Linked DNA regions of Homo sapiens: region 1 is linked to region 2. A link is a loop called in an ENCODE intact Hi-C map of the cell type or tissue named here. Cell type or tissue: psoas muscle. All regions are shown on one strand. Links, peaks and the distances in the headings refer to the core of each region. The heading gives the core; the rest is flanking DNA.

Region 1 (10,519 bases), core at 1,359-9,358, 75 kb before region 2:
TATACCATTATTTGTTTATCTATTCATTTGTTGATGGACATTGGGTTCTTTCTAGTTTTTGACTATTACAAATAAAGTTGCTATGAGCATTTGTTTACAGGTCTTTTTGTAGGCTTTAATTGCTCTTGGGAAATATCTAGGAATGGAATACCTGAATCATGTAACAGATGTATGTTCCACTTTTTAACAAACTATCAAATTGTTTTCCAAAGTGGTTGTACCGTTTTATATACCTACCAGCATTCTATTAGAGTTCTAGTTCTTCTGTTTGCTTGCCAAGACTTGGTACGGTAAGTCTTTTAAATTTAGCCATTCTAATAAATATGTAGGTATATCTTTGTCTTAATTTTTATTTTCCTAATGACTAATGATGTTGAGCATCTTTTCATATCTTCATTGGTCAAGTATCTGTTCATATCTTTTGCCCATTTTTATTAGATTGTTTTTTTCTTATTACTGAATTAAAAAAATACTCTGGATGCGAGTCCTTTATAAGACCTGTGATTTGCAAATATTTTCTTGTCTGTCTTTTCATTCCCTTACCTGTTATATTGGATTAGTGGCCACCCTACTGACCTCATTTAAACTTAGTTACCTTTTTAAAGACTGTACAGTCACATTTTGAGGTACTAGGGATTAGGACTTCAATATATGAATTTTGAAGGGAATACAGTTCAGCCCATAACACTCCCCAACAATTGCTCTGGACATGCTGGAATTTTTTTTTTCTGTTCTTTGTTCATTCTTGCTCATGGTGTGTTACAAGTATCATAATTCTCCTTTTCTCTGTGACCTTGTCTCTCAGTCTCCCATCAAGGAGTGATGTCTGTTTCTCCACTTCTTGAATCTGGGCTGGCCTTGCCAATAGCATATGGCAGAAGTGACATCGTTCCATTTCTGAGTCAAAGCCTGAGGAGGCCTTGCATGCTTCTACTCTCTCTTGCAACCCTGCACTGCCACATATCAACAAGACTTATCAACAAGCCTGGGATAGCCTGCTAGATGATGAAAGAAATATGGCCCGCTTGCTCCCATCACTCCAGCTGATAGCCAGGCAACCCTAAGAAGCAAAGTCACCTAGCTGATTAGTAGCTGACCACTGACACAAAAGTAAGATCATCTGAGACCAGAAGACAGCCCATCTGAGCTCAGCCCAAATTACTGACCCACAAAGTAATAATAAATAAATGGTTATTATTTTTATGTCACTGAATTTTGAAGTGGTTTATTATTGAACAAAAGCTACCTGATACCCATCTTTTTTTTTTTTTTTTTTGATATGGAGTCTCCCACTGTTGCCCAGGCTGGAGTGCAATGGCGTGATCTCGGCTGACTCCACCCTCCGCCTCCTGGGTTCACGCAATTCTTCTGTCTCAGCCTCCTGAGTAGCTGGGATTACAGGCGCCCACCACCACACTGGCTAATTTTTTGTATTTTCAGTAGAGACGGGGTTTCACTATGTTGGCCAGACTGGTCTTGAACTTCTGACCTCATGATCCGCCCACCTCAACCTCCTAAAGTGTTGGGATTACAGGCATGAGCCACCGCACCAGGCCTACCCTTCCTAAGAGTCTTTGCTCTGGCTCTTACTTTCATCTGGAATACTCTGTGACTTGATCTTTGCATGCCTGGCTGCTTTATGTCATTCATATCTCTGCTCAAATACAATTTCCTCAAAAAGGGCTACACTGACCAATCAATATAATAAGCCTGTAGGTCTCTACGGCTTCTCCCTATTTATTTGTTTATTTTTAGAGATGAGGTCTCACTCTGTTACCCAGGCTGGAGTGCAGTGGCATCATCATAGCTCACTGCAGCCTCAAACTCCAAACACTTGGGCTCAAGCAATCCTCCCTCCTCAGCCTTCTGAATAGCTGGGACTACAGGTGCATGCCACCTTGACTGGCTAATGTTTTTTTTTTAATTTTTTTTTAGAGAAGGGGGTCTCACTATGTTGCCCACACTAGTCTTGAACCCCTGGCCTCAAGCAATCTCCTACCTCAGCCTCCTGGGTAGCTGGGATTACAGGTGTGAGCCACAATGCCCAGCCATTTTTTTTTTTCTTACACAGAAAAGCTCCAATATTCACTTAGATACTGCAGAAGGAAAAGAGAGGCTGAAAGGGTTGGATCAAGGAAGTAGGAAAGGGAATTTCTGGGGCATTTCCTTCCCCCAATCCCAGAATAGCCACAGAAATCACAGTCACCAAGAGCTGCTGCTTCTGAATAACATGACAGTGATGGTAAATTTTCCAAAATGTTGATTGTAACAGAGTTTGCCACATGACCAAACTGGTGGATCATAGAGTGGACAGACATCAGGAGCTCTGGAAAAAAAATTGCTACTCAGTACCTACTCAAGTTGTAATGGGGAGAGAAATGGACTGATATGCCGGATTTTTGTTGCAGAGAGCTGGCAAACTTGCAGTAAGTAACTAGCTGCATTCAAACTGACTGACGCACATAGATGGAGCCCTGAAATCCATAGCTCCGTTGAAGAGGCAGCAGAATTTATCTACTCCGACCCAGGTTTGCGGAATTTATCAACTCCAACCCAGGTGCTAGGCTGCTTGTGGTAGGGAGTGAAGCCATCATGCTGATGGATTTGGTGGTGACAAAGCAGGCTGTCAGGAAGAAGTAGGTCCCCCAGATTCTCCCGGGCAAGGGGACAACACTGGAAACTACATGTGGTAGTTTCCAGTATGTTAGGCTTTTCCTTCTGAAACTTGGCAAAGTAGAATTTGCTGAAAAGTAAGCAGTACAGCTTGTTTTTAATTTCGTTTCTCAAGAAAACCCAGCTAAGTCTCATCATGACTGTTTACTCTTGTTTCTTTTGGGAAATTAACTTCTTAATATAACTTTGACTAAAGATATGTAGATTTGTGGTATGAAAAGAAAATCTATCTGTTGGATGATGTTCCCAGTGAAGTACTATCCATTTGTTATTTTAAAAGTTATTCTCTTTTGTTCTAAACAGTAAATAGTGCCAAAACTAAGAAAAACATGTATTATAGTTTCAACGTCAGGCTGACTTGCCTGCAGATCTGTTCGCAATAGACTGTAATGCCCCTTTAAAGAAAGATTTAGAAATAAATTATTAAAAGTATTAATTCATTTAAAAAAATGTAAGCATGAATGGGGACAAGCTGGGGAGAATGATTTGTCTGCTCTTTCTGGGAGGGTGGCGAGCAACATCCATGAGAAACCTGCAGGCCTTGCCACTGCTGCTGAGAGCCAGTGACCCCAAGGGCTGACCACTTGGGATGTTAGCTGCTTCTAGTCCAGGCACTGTGGTCTGGGCCTGTGGTATAAAGAAGGGCTATTGCCATAAAAGGAGATAGACACAACCAGCTTCAGTTCATCCTGCTTCCTGTCTCAGAATTTTTTTTTTTTTTTTTTGAGATGGAGTTTTGCTCTTGTTGCCCAGGCTGGAGTGCAATGAATAGCGTGATCTTGGCTCACTGCAACCTCTGCCTCCCAGGTTCAAGCGATTCTCCTGCCTCAGCCTCCCAAGTAGCTGGGATTACAGGCACCTGCCACCACGCCCAGCTAATTTTTGTATTTTTAGTAGAGACGGGGTTTCACCACATTGGCCAGGCTGGTCTCAAACTCCTGACCTCGTGATCTGCCCACCTTGGCCTCCCAACAGAATTTTTTTAAAAAAGAAATATGGTATGTCTTTGGAAACCCGAGATTCAAATCTTAGCACCCTATATCCCCACCACCACTACCATTAACAGTGCAGTTTGGAGCAAGTTGCTTAATCTTTTCCAGCCCAGTTTCCCATTTGTAAAATGGAAAGAATGACATCCATATAATGTAGTTGCTGGAGGATTCATTATTTTATTATTCAACAATTGTTTATTGAGTGCCAGACATTAGTCTAGTCACTAAGACAGACAAGGTCCATGTTCTCATGGAATTCATATTCTAACAGGGTAAGGTCACAACAAATAAATAATAAACAAATGAAAAATATCAGATATTGATAAGTTTTAGACAGAAAATAAAATAGGGAGCTGGGCATGGTGGCTCCTTTCTAATCCCAAAATGAGAGAATTGCTTAAGCTCAGGAGTTCGAGACCAAACTGGGCAACAGGGCAAAACCTCGTTTCTACAAAAATACAAAAATTAGCTGTCCCAGCTACTTAGAAGGCTGAGGTGGGAGGATCATTTGAGCGCGGGAGGTCAAGGCTGCAGTGAGCTTGATCACACCACTGCACTTGATCAGCGTGGGTGACAGAGTGAGACCTTGTCAAACAAAACAAAACAACAAAACAAACACAAAACAATACAGATTCACTGTATAATATTATTTAGAAAATGCAGAAAGGTACAAATACTTATTTTATAATAACTCTTAATCTTAATATTCAAGTTTTTGGTGTATATCTTTGCAGAGTTTTAAAAAAATGTGTGCACACACATGCGTCTTCACAGAAATGGAACTTTGTTATTGTATATGCTGCATTGTAACCTGCTTATTTGCTTAACAATAGAATGGCGTCTTTAATATATCCAAACTTTTTACCCAGAATGATTTTTCATGGCTGCGTAGAATACCATTTATTTAACCAAGCGGTAGAGAGTTAGACTATTCACAAGTTTTGCTATTATGAACAACTAGGGAGAAGCACTTACACAGCAAAATCTGCTGAGTTTCTGAATTGTCTCCTTAGTATAGACCACGCAAGTGAAACTATCAGATCCCAGGGCGCTCCCGTGCGGTTGTCAGATTTCCCTCCTGTAAAGTGGATGAGTAACCCCACCCCACATGCACTCCCGTCCACACAGCTCTTGAAAGGCCAAACCAGGCGACGCTGTGGCCCAGAGAGAACCAGAAGAGAGGGTGCGTGGGGTGCACGGCAAGCCATTGAGTCTGTGGCCACACCTAGGCGGAGAGAGACGAGCTCGGGTGAGGGTGGGCCGCGGGATCCACAGACTCCTCTTCGTGCGGTGGATGCATCAGGCTCCGTCTCTGAACCTCGGTTTCCCCATCTGCAGAATGGGGATGGGATCTCCTGGTGATGGGGATCTGTGGACGCGGCGCCCTCGGGGGTGCACAGAACTAAGGCCGGCCTGCAGCAGCGACCTCGGGGGCTGGTGGGGACGGAAGACCGGACCTCCTGGCCCGAAGGCTGGGCGCAGCCCCCGCCCGCCCGCCTCTTCCCGCCGGCGCCTCCCCGGGGTGGCAGTGTGGGGAGAGTGGCTTGGCGCCCGCAGGGGGCGCCGCGAGCCCACCGCGAGAGCGGCCGCGGCGCGGGGTGGGTGCCGAACGGGCTGCGCGCCGCGCTGCTCCCGACCCGCGGGTCAAGTCTGGCGCCTGGGAGGTCCTTGAATTCCGCGGGATTTGTTTTTCCGCAAAACCAAAAACGCCATCCACTTAACAGATCCGTGCTAGGAGGCCCTGGCTCAGTCCTTCCACCAAACACCTCGGCCCAGCCGCGGCTGTACGGCTCCCAGGCTCCCAGTGTTTCCTCCACGCTTTCAAACCTCAGCGCTGAGGTGACCGCCTCCGGGCAGCCTTCCCGGACTACCCCAGGACTTGGGGGCGTGGCTCCACAGCGGGCCTAGTTCCGCCCGTGTGCTGGCCTCTTCCACGACCGGCAGTCTTTGAGGATGGGGCTTGGCCTCCATCCCCTTGAACCCCTCAGCGTCGCACCCCAGAGCCACTCTGACCCCTGGCCAATGATTATAAGTGAGGGAGCCACCTCTTCTCCCTGCGTGGCACAGGCCAGGGTCCGCAGGAAGGGGCCTTGCTCATCCCCAATCTTAAGCTCCGCTGAGATGAAGGAACCAAGAGCAGGCTTGGCACTGGGAGGGCGGCTGTCCCAGTGGCGGGGAGGGGAGCTCTGGATCTGTGGGGGAGTTTGTGCAGCGTGTCAGCGGGGGGTGGGGTGGGGGGGGTGGGGGCCTGTGGATGCCCGCAGGTGTTTGTGTTTGTGCATGTGTAAGTCTCTGTGTGTATATATTTGTGGGAAAGCATCTTCTAAATTAAGAATATATTTGTGTAGGGTAAATGGTCAAGTCAAATAGAAAGTGACTTCAATACTTGTTACTTGATGGTATAAATACAATAGCCAAGGAATTCAGTCCAGAAGCTCACATTTGAGGGTTAGGGATTGGTGCTGTATTTGTTACAACAGGCGTCTAACCTTGGTCAAATCTCTTCCTCATAGTCTTCATTGTCTCTGGTTTGTTTGTTTGTTTTTCTGGTTTGTTAAATGATCCTTTTTTTTTTTTCCCCGAGACAGGGTCTCACTTTGTCTCCCAGGCTGGAGTGCAGTGGCGCAATCACCACTCACTGCAGCCTCACCTACCGGGCTCAAGTGATCATCCCACCTCAGCCTCTCCAGTAGCTGCGACCACAGGCACGTGCCACTAAATGATTATTTTTTCAAGGGAGAAATCATGCCTGTCATACAAATAAAAAATGAACAAGTGTAAAAGATTTTATTTAACTCATTAGTTAATGAAGTTAAAAACTGATTCAAAGGACAACACAAAGGCCAGATACACACACTGGCATCAGAAATAATGAAATAAGTTTGTTAATTGATACAAAACTGGCTTCATCCACAGTGTGTGTGTGTGTGTGTGTGTGTGTGTGTGTGTGTGTGTTTGGCGGGGGGTGGGGTGGGGGGTGGGGGATCACTTGCATCTCCACCTGACAAAACTTGTTTGCATTGCCATGGACAATAATAATTTGTATTATTTTCAGTTTTCTACAGTTTACAGATTCAAAGACAATGAAAAATGGAGACTACCATAGAATGACATAACCTGGAAGGGCACACCAGGCCTGCATTCCATAGGGTACATTTTCTCCCCATTTCAAAAGTCTTTCACAATTTTTCCTGGCCACTTATACAACAGGCTTGAGTTGCATAAAGGTTTTTCAAACTTTTTAGTGGCGGAACTCTCTTTCTAAGTGAAATGTAACAGCAAACCCTAATATCTATCTATATATCTAATAGATAGATACTTTATTTTTTAATTTTTAATTTTCTATTTTTTGAGATAGGATCTCACTCTGTCGCCCAGGTTGGAGTGCAGTGGCATGATCTCAGCTGACTGCAGCCTTGACCTCCCCAAACTCAGATGATCCTCCCACCTTAGCCTGCCAGGTAGCTGGGAGTACAGGTGCATGGCACCACACCCAGAAATAATTTTTGTATTTTTTGTGGAGATGGCGTTTCGCCATGTGGCCTAGGCTGGCCTAGAACTCCTGAGTTCAAGCTATCTGCCCACCTTGGCCTCCCAAAGTGCTGGAATTACAGGCGTAAGCCACTGCACTTGACCCGAATATATTTTTTTTAACATCTCAGAGGGTTAAAATAATGTATTATACAGTTAATATATGCTTACCGTAAAGATGTCAAATAGTACAGAAAGTTAAGTGAAACATTTGTTTCCCTTCCCTTGCCCTTTCTCCCTGTCCCCTTCTCATTCTCCAGAGCCACCTACTTTAACAGTTTCTTATGTACCCGATAGACACTCTATGGATATATACAAACATATACATATATTTTTTGAGACAGGGTCTGGCTCTGTCACCCAGGCTGGAGTGTAGTGGCCCAATCTCCGCTCATTGCAACCTCTACCTCCTGGGCTCAAGCTATCCTTCCACCTCAGCCTCCCGAGTAGTTGGGATTACAGGTACACACCACCGCACCTGGCTAATTTTTGGGGTTTCACCATGTTGCCTAGGCTGGTCTAGAACTCCTGGGCTCAAGTGATCCTCCCAAAGTGATGAGATTACAGGCGTGAGCTGCTGCACATAGCAAACACACACACACACATACACACACACAAAGACACACATACACACGCGCGCTCGCGCGCACACACACACACACACACACACACATATATATATATATATTTTTTTTTTTTTTTGAGATGGAGTCTTGCTCTGTCGCCCAGGCTGGAGTGCAATGGTGTGATCTCGGCTCACTGCAGTCTCCACTTCCCTGGTTCAAGCAATTCTCCTGCCTCAGCCTCCTGAGTAGCTGAGATTACAGGCACCCACCACCACGCCTGGCTAATTTTTTGTATTTTTAGTAGCGATGGGGTTTCACCATATTGGCCAGGCTGATCTCGAACTCCTGACCTCAAGTGATCCACCCACCTTGGTCTCCCAAAGTGCTGGGATTATAGGCATGAGCCACCACGCCCAGCTGCAAACATATATTTTTAAAAACACAAACAGGATAAAATACATTGTGGATATCTTCTGATGTCAGAACATAGAGGTCCACCTCAGCATTTTAAGTGATTAAGAGTGTTCCATGGTATGGCTGCCCCTTAACTTATTTGGCTAGGCTTCTATTAACAGACTTTTTTTAGTTGTTTCTAATTTTATGGTAATATAAACAAATGCTACAATGAACCTCCTTAATCAGTATTGTGTGTGTGTGTGTGTGTGTGTGTGTGTTTGTGTAAACTTTTTAGGAGTGGAATCATTAGGTTTAAGGGTAGCTGCATTTAACATTTTGATATATCTTGCTGAGCTCTCTTCCCTGGAATTGCAATCATTTACTTTTTCTGCTACATGCTGTATCTTTACACCCCCGCCTACGTTGTGTATTATCAAACTTCTAAATCTTAGCCAGTCTGATAGAGGGAAAATGACACCTCATAATTTCAGTGTACTTTTCTACAATTATCTCTAGCTGTTACAATATTCCCTTTGGTGGGAAATTGCTTCATTATTTTCTGTGACTTCCCTTTGCAGAAAAACTCACGCGGCATAGTTCGAAAACCCTTGATCTTGACAGATTCCCTGAGCTCTCATATTCCAGGAGGCAGATTCTCTGCAAGTGTGTGTTTGTCTCCGCTCTGTGTCAGTGTGTAGCTTGTGTGCCACCTCTGTGTGTGTGATGTGTGTCTGACTGCCGATGTTCATGTTAGTGAGTGTTTACCTTTCCCTTCCTTGAGGATCAGAGACCTACTCAGGAGAGCCCAGGTTACCAAGAAGTTTACTGTAGGATACAGAGATCTCTCCCAGTTGGGAAAAGAAGAGCAACTGGATTTTCTGTAACCAAGAACTGCATATGGGAAAGGGATAGAGGACAGAGGCTGCCTTCTCTCTGCGGACCCATAAACTTGCCCATGGGCCGAAGCCAGCCACCCTGGTCTGACTCTGCATGCCTTTCAGCTGAAGGAACAATTGCTGCCTGCAACAGTCATTCAGTTTCCCAAGGAATCAACCTCTCTGTGTGACTGGGGAAAAGGAAACAGACATCAAGAGGTCTGCTGGCAGGGGCTGATGCAAGGATTGTAAATCTCTGCTTCATCACATGTGCATTATTTGGGAAGTGGCTGGAAGTTCAATTCATGCATCTACTGGCAGTGCATCTAGGGGAAAGAGCGGGAACACAGGAAGAGGAACAGGCTGTTTCATCCTTAATTCTGCCACTTACTGGCTATGTGTCCAAGGGCAAGCTGCTTAATTTTTCTGTACCTCATTCCCTTATCTGTAAATCAAGGGAAACAACGCCCACATCATGAAGTCATTGTGATGAGTAAATTAAACAATACGTATCATGGATCTTAATAAGCGTCTCAGTCAACACAGAAGTTCCCTCTCTTAAGGGTGACGTTTTGATAATGACACCTTTTCAAAATGAGGATCTCAAAGAACATCCCCAAACATTAGAGGAGGAGGGAGTCTTTTTTCCTTTAGTGTGTCCATTCAGCAGCAGCCTTGTGCCTGTGTACCACCGTGAGAATGGCAAAGTCCAGTCCTGCCTGCCCTCCTGTGCCACTCACGGCCACACGTTTTTAATTTTCACCACACTCATGCAATCTCCTGCACACATCGTGATACTTCGTGCCTCCGTACCTTTGCTTGTGCAGCTCCTGCAGCCTGGAATGTTCTCTCCCACTCCACTGTACCTGGCAAATGCTCACTTATACCTCAAAACATATCAGGACAAAGGACATAGTATTTAGTCTAACACATCTGGCTGTTTGCCTGGAAGAGAACCAGAGTGAACCCCTATCTCTAGCCATATACAAAGATAAAATTCCAGAGGGATTAAGGGCTTAAAAATGTAAAAAATAAAATGTTAACTATCTGTCAAGACAAGCCACAATGCAACATTAGCGTGTACCTGCCAGAGTAGCTAAAATGCAAACGTCAGATGATAGAAAGTATTGGGGTGGGTGTAGAGCAGCTAGAAGTCTCTTACATTACTGGTGAGAGTGTAATTGATAACGGCCACTTTGGATGACTGGCAATATCCACAAAAGCTGAACATACACGTTCTCTATGACCCAAAAATTACACTCTTGGGTAAATACTCAACAGAAATGCAGACATAAATTCACCAAAGAAAGTTTGCAAGAATGTTCATAGCAGCACTATTTGTAATAGCCCCAAATTGGAAGCAACCCAAACGTCTATCAACAGTAAAACATAAAGTGTGGTATGTTACATACAGGACTGCTGCACAGCAACGAGAATGAATGAACTACATGAATTCATCTCACAAACATAATGCTGAGTCAAAGAA
Region 2 (9,239 bases), core at 1,240-9,239:
AGGGTGAGAAAGTTCTTGAATGTGCAACTTTCAGGGAGCTGAGGAAAGGATGGAGAAGTCCTGACTGTCCTCTCACGGACATCCCCACCTGGCCTCAGGTGTCCGTACAGCCCCTTCACCTTGCTTGATAAGCAACTGCCCAGTGCTGGCCACTCTGGAGGAGTCATGGGAGCCCACACTGGCTCTGGGAGAGTGTGTACTCTAGGCGATGGGGTTGCCCCTGGCTCATGGGCTCACTGTCTCCTGACAGCTTGGCCCCTGGTGTCTCCTGGGAACAGCCCTTCTTGCTTAGGCCATTAGCACACCCTTAAAGAGGGAGAGAACTGCCGTCAGCAGACCTCTGGCTTCTCCCAGCCATGGCTGGGGAGAAGGAGCTTCCCAAGGTGCTTTGCAGCTGCTCCTGTGGGCCCACAGTGCTCTTTCTGCACCATCTTGGCACTCAGCACTGTGTGTACTCACCCTGGAGACACAGATTGAGCCCTGATCTGTATTTAGTCTTAGTCACAGTCCCAGTGTGGGATTCCCTCCCCTGCCCACCCCACCCCCACCCTTGGAAACAAGTGAGTGGGAGCCTTTCTCATCTCCGGGGGTGGATCAAAACTCCCTTGCCCAGAGTGGGTGGGAAGAATGCTGAGCCTGGGGAAGGATTCTGGGGTGCACTCTTTCCAAGCCTCCCTGCTTCTTCAATGGATCATGAATCTTAATTCCCCATCCCAGCAAGGGCTGCTTCCAGAGCTGAGAGAGAAGCTGTGTAGTTGGGATCATTGCAGCCCTCAAGGATGCACTCAAGCCAGTGAGGAGGAGAAAGACCACTTGACCACCCATGGAATCAGGGATCATTCCTGAACCCCTTTCACTGTCTATTTGGATAGAAGGATAGAAAGTAAAGGTGGTGATCATCTTTTGATTCTACTCTTATCTTGCCCAAATCCCCACTTGCTAGAGTCTAGGAAGCCAACAACCCCTTCATGGGTATAGATTTTCACCCAACCTACTTCAGTCAGGTATGAGCCCATAAAGCCTAGGCCAATTCCTGCTTGGTTCCCAGCACCCATTTACCTCCTGATCTCTGGTAGGGATAAGAGTGTGTTGGGGATGTATTAGTTTTTCTATTGCTGCTGTAATAAATGATCACACATTCAGCAGCTTAAAATGATATCTGCTTCTTAGCTTACAATTTTGCAGGGCAGAAGTCAAAATTGAGGTGTCTGCAGGCTGCATTCCTTGCTGGAGGTTCAAGGGAGGATCCATGCTTTTGTTCATTCAAGTTGTTGGCAGAATTCGGCTCCATGCAGTTGTAGGACTGAGGGTTCTTTGTTGGCTGCCATCTAAGGGTCACATTCAGCTTCTAGAGGTTGCCAGCATTCCTTGATTGGTGGTCCCCTTCCTCCATCTTCCAAGCCACCAATGGTGGGTAGCGTCCTCTCACAGTTTACATTTCTCCTGTCTTTTCTTTCGTTGCATCTCTCTGAGTTGAGCAGGGAAAGGCTCCCAGCCACCTGGGTGGCCCCAGTCTAATCGCCTGAGCCCTTAAAAGCTGGGAGCCTTTCTCTGCTGAACTTTCACACTTGACTTTGCAGGTGTGATTAAATTTACCAATCTTTCTGTCTCAAGATCGGTAACCTTAATCACACTTGCAAAGTCCTTTTGCCATGTAACATAACATATCACAGGTTCTGGGGATTGGAGTGTAGACATCTTTGGAGGCCAGTATTTGGCCTGCCATAGAGTGTGATTAAGAGCTTCATCTCTGCATCCTCTTCCCCTCCCCCTCACAAATTCTGGTCCTTTAACCTCAGGGTGAGGAAGAAGCCCAGGACACAAGAGAAAAGCCAGGTCTCTTCTTGGCTTACAGGTGAAGGTTTCCCTTATTTGAAGTTGTCTGCACAACTTCTTCAAAGAGAGGCTGGTTTGAGAGCTGGAATCCCACTAGGGGTGTTGAAAGTAGGAAAAAGTGAGGAAGAACTGAGGTTCTAACTAACCTCAGCCTTTATCCAAAGCCTTCTCCATTTACCAGCAACACAGAAACAAACATTGATGTGTGAATATTCTATAGATTCCTCTGCCCAGTATGTAGCTTCAAGTAGACTATGAACTCTCCTCCCTTGCTGGGGAGCCCAGGCCAGACAACCAGGCTCTAGGAAAGCATTTATATGTATTAAAGATGTTCATATGTTAAAAAATACAATTTGGGGGGGTGTTTGGAAATATGAAATATTTTCACCAGGGGCTAGCTGAGAGCCAGGCGACCCTGCAGGAACCGGTTCATGGGCTGCTTCTGTGTACCCTCCCCTGTGTGCCTGCTCAGCATCTGGGCCCCTTGACCTCCTGCTCTCTGGAAGGGTCTGTCAGTCTCGCAGGTAGCAAGCCTGTAGGATGCAAAGCAGTCAATCTGTGGACACTGTTAAGGACCAAATCCCTAGCCATAGACACCATCTGCTCCCAGGAGGATTGGTGTTTGTCCTGTAGGACCGACCTCTACTTCTACCCCAGCTATATGGGGAGCCAGGGCAGCTCTGGCTTCTGGGTTGACCTCCACTTCGGGCTCTTGGGCTCCCACTGCTTGGGGTGTGTCATCACCTCTCAGACTCTCAGTGGTGTGATTACACTTTGTGAGCAAGAAGGAGAAATGTCAAGGTGGTGCCTTATTGGGTACAGGGCTAGGGAATAAGACCTCAAAGTATCCCAGAAACCTAAACATCTTCACTACCACCAGGGGAGGTCGAGTGATAAGAAAGACTAATCAGTACTTTCTGGGTTGCTTATTTCAGGAGCCTAACCTTCACCTCCCTACTCAATTCCCTTTTCTATTCTCAACCTTCCTGATATCCATTGCTATCCCCACCTTGCTTGTCCTAGTTCTGATCCTCTTTCTAGCTTCACTATAAATAACACCACTAACACGCCACACACACACACACACACACACACACACACACACACACACACAAAACTAGATATATTACCATAATAAAAAAGTCACTATGTTAGGGATCCTTAAACTTTGGTTTGCTTAGGGGTTGCTTAATAGCAATCTGGCAGTGGCCTGAGCCCCACCCCTGGACATTTTGATCTGGGTCTGGGGTGGAGTCTGAACTACTCTATTTTTAACAAGCTATATTTTTAACAACTACCCAGGTAACTGTTGACTGATGCAGCTCACTGTCTGTGACCTGGATGATCAGGCTGCAGCCTGACCTCCTTTTAGGGGTAGGTATTTTTAAGCTGTTTTATAAGCACTTTGTTCTAGTCTCTTTCCTTTATAGGTTAGAAATACCTCTGATTTGAACCAAGGCCAGTTCAGTATTTGGTACAGATCTTAATACACTGGTAATTTTAAATAAATACTTACACTGGTAATTTTTTATAAATACTTTTTAAATATCAGAAGTCATTTTTGCTTGAAACAAGCCTTTCAACTCTGAATCTAAATAGTCACTAGTGGATGCAAATTCATTTGGAAAGGATAAACATTTTTTATTTGTTTTCACATACAGTACTCTGGTGTCTCTCAATAGACAATCATCAATTTACATTCATTTATTCAACACTGATTAAGCAGGGACATTGTATTAGTCCATTCTCACATTGCTTTAAAGAACTATCTGAGACTGGGTAGTTTATAAAGAAAAGAGATTTAATTGGCTCACCATTCTACAGACTGTACAGAAAGCATGGCAGGGGAGGCCTCAGGAAACTTACAATCATGGAGGAAGGCAAAGGGGAAGCAAGCACGTCTTCACGTGGCCAATAAAAGAGGGAGTGAGCGAAGAGGGAAGTGCTGTATGTTTTTAAACAACCAGATCTCGTGAGAACTCTCTCACAAGACAGCATGAGGGGGATGGTGCTAAACCATTAGAAACCAGCCCCATGATCCAATCACCTCCCACCAGGCCCCACCTCCAATACTTGGGATCACAATTCAACATGAGATTTGGTTAGGGACACACAGCCAAACCATATCAGATATAAAGATGAATAATGACTAGATGCCTTTACGAGAATTTCAGGCCCTGTGTGCTCTGATCCTGACCTGCACCCCCATTGTCATTTTGCCATGACAGGAACTCCCAGCCCTGCACCAGCCACACTTAGCTTCTTACAGGTCCTTGAACTTGCTAAGCTTCCTCTCACCACTGAGTCTTTGTCCATGCTAATCCCTCTGCCTAGAATGTTCTTCCCTCCTTTTTCTAATTCATTTCTACTTATTTTTCAGCCTTCAGCTCAAAGGACACCTCGAGGAATATTTCTCTGGTCTCCCAGACCTAGGTTAGGTTGGGCTCCCACATCATAAGATCTCTTAGTTTTTATGCCTTTTTTTTTTTTTTTTTTTGAGAGAGAGTCTCGCTTTGTAGCCAGGCTGGAGTGCAGTAGCATGATCTTGGTTCACTGCAACCTCCGCCTCCTGGGTTCAAGTGATTGTCCTGCCTCAGCCTCCTGAGTAGCTGGGACTACAGGTGCACGCCACCACACCAAGCTAATTTTTGTTTTTTTAGTAGAGACGGGGTTTCATCATGTTGGCCAGGATGATCTCGATCTCTTGACCTCGTGATCCACCCACCTCGGCCTCCTAAAGTGCTGGGATTACAGGCGTGAGCCACCGTGCCTGGCCTATGCCTTCTTTTAAGAATAGTTTTAGCCATTCTTATGTGCCTAATGCACAGTGGGCTCTCTGTATTTGCTGAATGAATAGATGCATGTGAACATGTGGATTTCTGAATCCTCAGGCTGTCACATCCTAGTGGGAGAAACAGACGTGTGAAGTAACCATAGTAATAGGTGCTACAATAGAGGAGCAGACAAGATTTGATTTGTCAGGGAAATCAAAACACAAAGATTGTTTGATCAGTACCACTTGTGAGGTTGGGCCAGGGAAGACTTTATACAGAAGGTGATGCTTCAGATGAATTTTGAAGGGCAACCAGTTTTCCAGGCAGAGGAGAGGGTATTTTTGGCTAGAAAGGACCATGTGGTGATGCTGCAGGGTGGCCTCAAGCAGTTCACTGCACCTGGAGGGATGGGGTTTAAACTCAGTGGCAGGACTCCACCCAATGCCATTTGGGAGCCAGATCTCTCCCTGGAGGGGTTGGATTGTGCACCCCCAACCAAAATGTCCAAGTCCTAACTCACAGTACCTGTGAATGTCACTTTATTTGAAAAGAAGGGTCTTTGCAGATGTAATTGAGTTAAGGGTTCTTTGAAATGAGATCATCCTGGATTAACTGGATGGGCCCAAATCCAATGACAAGTGTCCTTATAAGAAGAGGAAAAGACAAAGACAATGGAAGAAAGCCCGAGGAAGACCATGTGAAGGAGAAGGCAGAGGTTGGGATGATGCAGCCACAAGTCACGGATCACTGAGGATTGCCAACAGCCACTAGAGGCTAGAAGAGAAGCAGGGAACAAACGGTTTCTCCCTCAGAGTCTCCAGACGGCACTGTGCAGAGCCTTGCCAGCTCTGCTGACACCTTGATTTTTAGTCGTCTGGCTTCCAGAACTGTGAGAAAATAAATTTCTGTTGTTTTAAGCCACTCAGCTCGTGATAAATTGTTATGGCAGCCACAGGTAACTAAAACATATCCTCAGTGCTCAGCCCAGATCCAGCATGGCTCTGTGACCAGCAACCCGCAAGACTAGAATCCAAAGAAGGGCTCTCCCGAGCATGGGATGCCAGACCTTCCCCTTTGGCTGCTTAACACAGAGGAAACTGTGGCTACAATAAACAGAGAGGGGTCTTTGTAAACAGGCAACCGGTTGGCTGCCCAAAGTGGACAACCTTTTCAGGATTGAGAAATGGCAGTCTTCTTGACATTTTAGAAAATCTTTTCCTGGGGGATTTGGCTTCACTTCCTGCTTGGATTTGAAGCCTGCAAATACATTTACAAAGTCAAGCATTTCCCTGGTGGCTCCCAGGCTCTTTTCAGCAGGGAGAGGGTAGTGGGGTGTCATTGGTGATGTTTTCTGCCAAGAACGAAAGCAAAATTTCTCCTGTTCACCAACCTCCTTGCCCAAAGCAAATCTGAAGAAGGCTCTTATGACGCACCTTTCAAAAGAAAAAAAACTTTTTAGAAACGTAAGATTTGTTTAATGCTTTTAATTAACCAGACATATAGTTCTCTTGGCAGGTTTGTGGTAGGGAGAATAATGGCTCCCCAAAGACATCTCTGTCCTAATACCTGTCCTAATATGTTAGGTCATATGGTAGAGGAGAATTAATGTTGCAGATGGAATTAAATTTGCCAATCAGCTGCCCTTAAAATAAGATTATCGTGGATTATCCAGGTGGGCTAGATGAAATCACATGGGTTTTCGTAAGACAGAGGGAGGTGATATGAGAAAGATGCTTCAACCAGACATGGTTGCCTTTGAAGATGGGAGGGGGCATGAGCCAAGGAAGCAGGCAGTCTCTAGAGGCTGGAAAAGGCAAGATAATGGGTTTATACTTAGTCTGCAGAAAGAAAAGCAGCCAAGCCAATGCTTTGATTTTAGCCCAGGGAAGCCTATTTCAGACTTCTGACCTCAGAACTGTAAGATAATACATTCATGTTGTTTTAAGCCTCTAAGTGTGTGGTAATCGGATAGGAAACTAATATAGGGGAGAAGGAGGAGATTGGAGAGGGAATTGGTGGTAGTTCCTTTTGGTGTTTCCAATGAGGCCACCCTAATGGGAACTGTTGATGAAATACTGGCCTGAGCTACCATCAGTCGCAGAAGGAGATTGGTGATAACAATCTTTCAAACACAATTCCACTGCCAAGAAAACTGGCAGGACCCCCTCCCTTCCTTCCCTGAAGTGGAACCAGCTCAGACTTTCTGACTATAGCAAAGCCCCATGGGGTTCTTGGTTGGGTATGGCCACATCCTGACTCGTGTCCGTGGAGTACAAGGATGCATGGGAGTCTCCTCTCACTGCCCAGGACAGCTGGCTCTGCAGGAGGGCACTCCTGTGCCAGCCACGCTGACCTAATGAAGCCTTCAGCCCCTACATGGTGTCTGGTTCCTCCTGCAAAGGATCTTTGAGGCTTCCCTGTGTCTGCTTCTTTCTCTTCTGGTTCTTGCAAGCTCTCCCAGGCCTCATGAGACATGCTGGAGCACCTGTCACTGCTGGGCCACGTGCCTGCTCTGGGATGATTTGGAGAAGTAGTTGAACCTGCAGATATTTCAGGCATGCCCTCATGCGTCACTTTTCCCAACAGCTTTTGTCTTCATCTTCTCAAATGTCTCTCGGAGCACTGGCTCCCAGCCTCCTGGCTTGGAATTCATGAGAACGATGCTGCCGAAATCTGAGCTTGTCAGCGATGGCCCTGCCTGCATGGCCCAGCGGCAGAAACAGGAGGAGAAGAGCTTGTGGAGGCTGGGCAGGGCCCAGCAGAGTCAGGAGGGCTGGGGGTCACTGCAACTGAACTTATGCCAGCATCTCTCCAGTGCTATAGAAAACCCAGGGCTCCCTGCAATCTGTTCCAGAAACTCCCCAGTGATCTGGTTAACTGTGTGGGATCCAAATCCCTGTTCCACCTCTCACCAGTTCTGTGACCCTGTGCCAGTTGCTTAGATTCTCTGGGCTTCATGTACCTTCCCTTGTGTGAAATGATAAAATAGTAGGCAGACAATAATCATTAGCTATAATAACAATTATTATTTCTATTATTACCTATTGGATCCTTCACCTTCCAGAGTCATGAATCTCAATGTTCTCTCAGTGATATTCTCCAAACATCTTAGACCCTCCCTTCCTAGTGTTCTGTGTCTATTTCTAACAGTTTTATTGAGATATAGACATCCAATGAACTGCATCTTAACATGCATGGTGTGGTATGTTTTCATGTATGTGTACACTCTGGACACCATTACTACAATCAAGATAATGAAAATATCCATTATGTCCCCAAATTCTGTTTTGTAATCTTTCCTTCCCACTCCTCCCTGCCTACACTTCCTGCCCCCAGTCCTCAAACAACTACTGATTTATTTTCTGTCAGTATAGTTTGTATTTTGTAGAATTTTATGTAAATGGAATCATAGAGTATGTACTCTGTTATTGTTTTCTTTTTCTTTTGAAACAAGTTATTGGTCTGTCACACAGGCTGGAGGGCAGTGATGCAATCACAGCTCACTGCAGCCTCGGCCTCCTGGGCTCAAGCAATCCTCCCACCTCAGCCTCCTGAGTAACTGGGACCACAGGCATACACCAGCATGCTTGGCTAATTTCTAAATTTTTTGTAGAGATGAGCTGTCCCTTTGTTGCCCAAGCTGGTCTTGAACTCCTGGGCTCAAGCAATCCTCTTGCCTCAGCCTCCCAAAGTGTTGAGATCACAGGTATGAGCCATCGTGTCTGGCCTATTGTCTGTCTTTTATTTCATTGAACATAATTATGTTGAGATTCATCCACATTGTTGCATGTATCAATGGTTCATTCATTTTTATTTCTGAGAACTTGTCTACTGCATGGATATATCATAATTTATGTATGCATTCACCTGTTGATGGACATTTGGGTTGTTTCCAGTTTTTAGCTAGTTTGAATAAAGCTGCTATGGACATTCATGTACAAGTCTTTTTATGAACATATGCTTTCATTTTCTTGGATAAACATATAGGAGTGGAACAGACAGGTTATATGGTAGGTGTAAGTTTAATGTTTTAAGAAACTGCCAGACTGTTTTCCAAAGTGGTAGCATGATTTACATTTCCACCAGCAGTGTATGAGGCTTACAATGATGGCTTCACTTCGTTGCTGATGCTTGGTATGATCAGTCTGTTTGATTTTAAACATTCAAATGGGATGTAATGGTTATAATTCGCATTTCTCTGATGATTGATGATGTTGAGAATGTTTTCTTGTGCCGTCCATATATATCTTCTTTGGTGAAGTGTCTCTTTAAACCCTTTTACCTATTTTAAAAATTGGGTTGTATGTCTTATTACTGAGTTTTGAGAGTTCTTTATATATTATGTTTATAAGTCCTAACAGATATGCTTCTTTGAAAATATTATCTCTAAGTCTGTGGCTTGTCTTTTGACTCTCCTAATAATGTCTATCAAGGAATAGAAGTTCTTAATTTTGCTGATGTCTGATTTATCAATTTTATCTTTTTATGGATTATACTTTTTGTTGCATTTAAGAAATCTTTGCCTAAATCAACTTTACAAATATTTTTCTCCTGGATTTTATTCTAGAAGTTTTATAGTTCTAAGTTTACGTTTAGCTTTATGATCCATTTTGAGTTTGTTCTTGTAGA

The links. Hi-C counts contacts between places; a loop is a spot of excess contacts. Peaks named below come from ENCODE experiments on the same cell type or tissue, not always from the same donor. Only the 100,000 strongest peaks of a DNase experiment are listed, where the experiment ranks them.
Region 1: a loop joins it to region 2, with 12 times the contacts of the local background. A loop is called at or near these places in 3 of 110 quality-filtered maps.

The regions. Positions count from the first base shown.
Region 1 is chr15:72,791,751-72,802,269 of GRCh38, forward strand. It overlaps ADPGK-AS1 (ADPGK antisense RNA 1), which reads left to right. Exons shown (of 3, transcript NR_040107.1): 3 at 6,254-6,449. Among named protein-coding and RNA genes, the nearest start is that of ADPGK, 13 kb to the left of the region's middle. RefSeq lists a silencer at 5,099-5,328. In psoas muscle, for the core only: a CTCF peak has its summit at 5,234 (motif pointing right); DNase peaks (open chromatin) are centred at 5,261 and 5,511; H3K4me3 peaks cover 1,403 bases; H3K27ac peaks cover 824 bases.
Region 2 is chr15:72,866,816-72,876,054 of GRCh38, forward strand. No RefSeq gene overlaps it. Among named protein-coding and RNA genes, the nearest start is that of ADPGK, 88 kb to the left of the region's middle. In psoas muscle, for the core only: no CTCF peak of the experiment used is centred there; DNase peaks (open chromatin) are centred at 3,066 and 7,116; H3K27ac peaks cover 5,421 bases.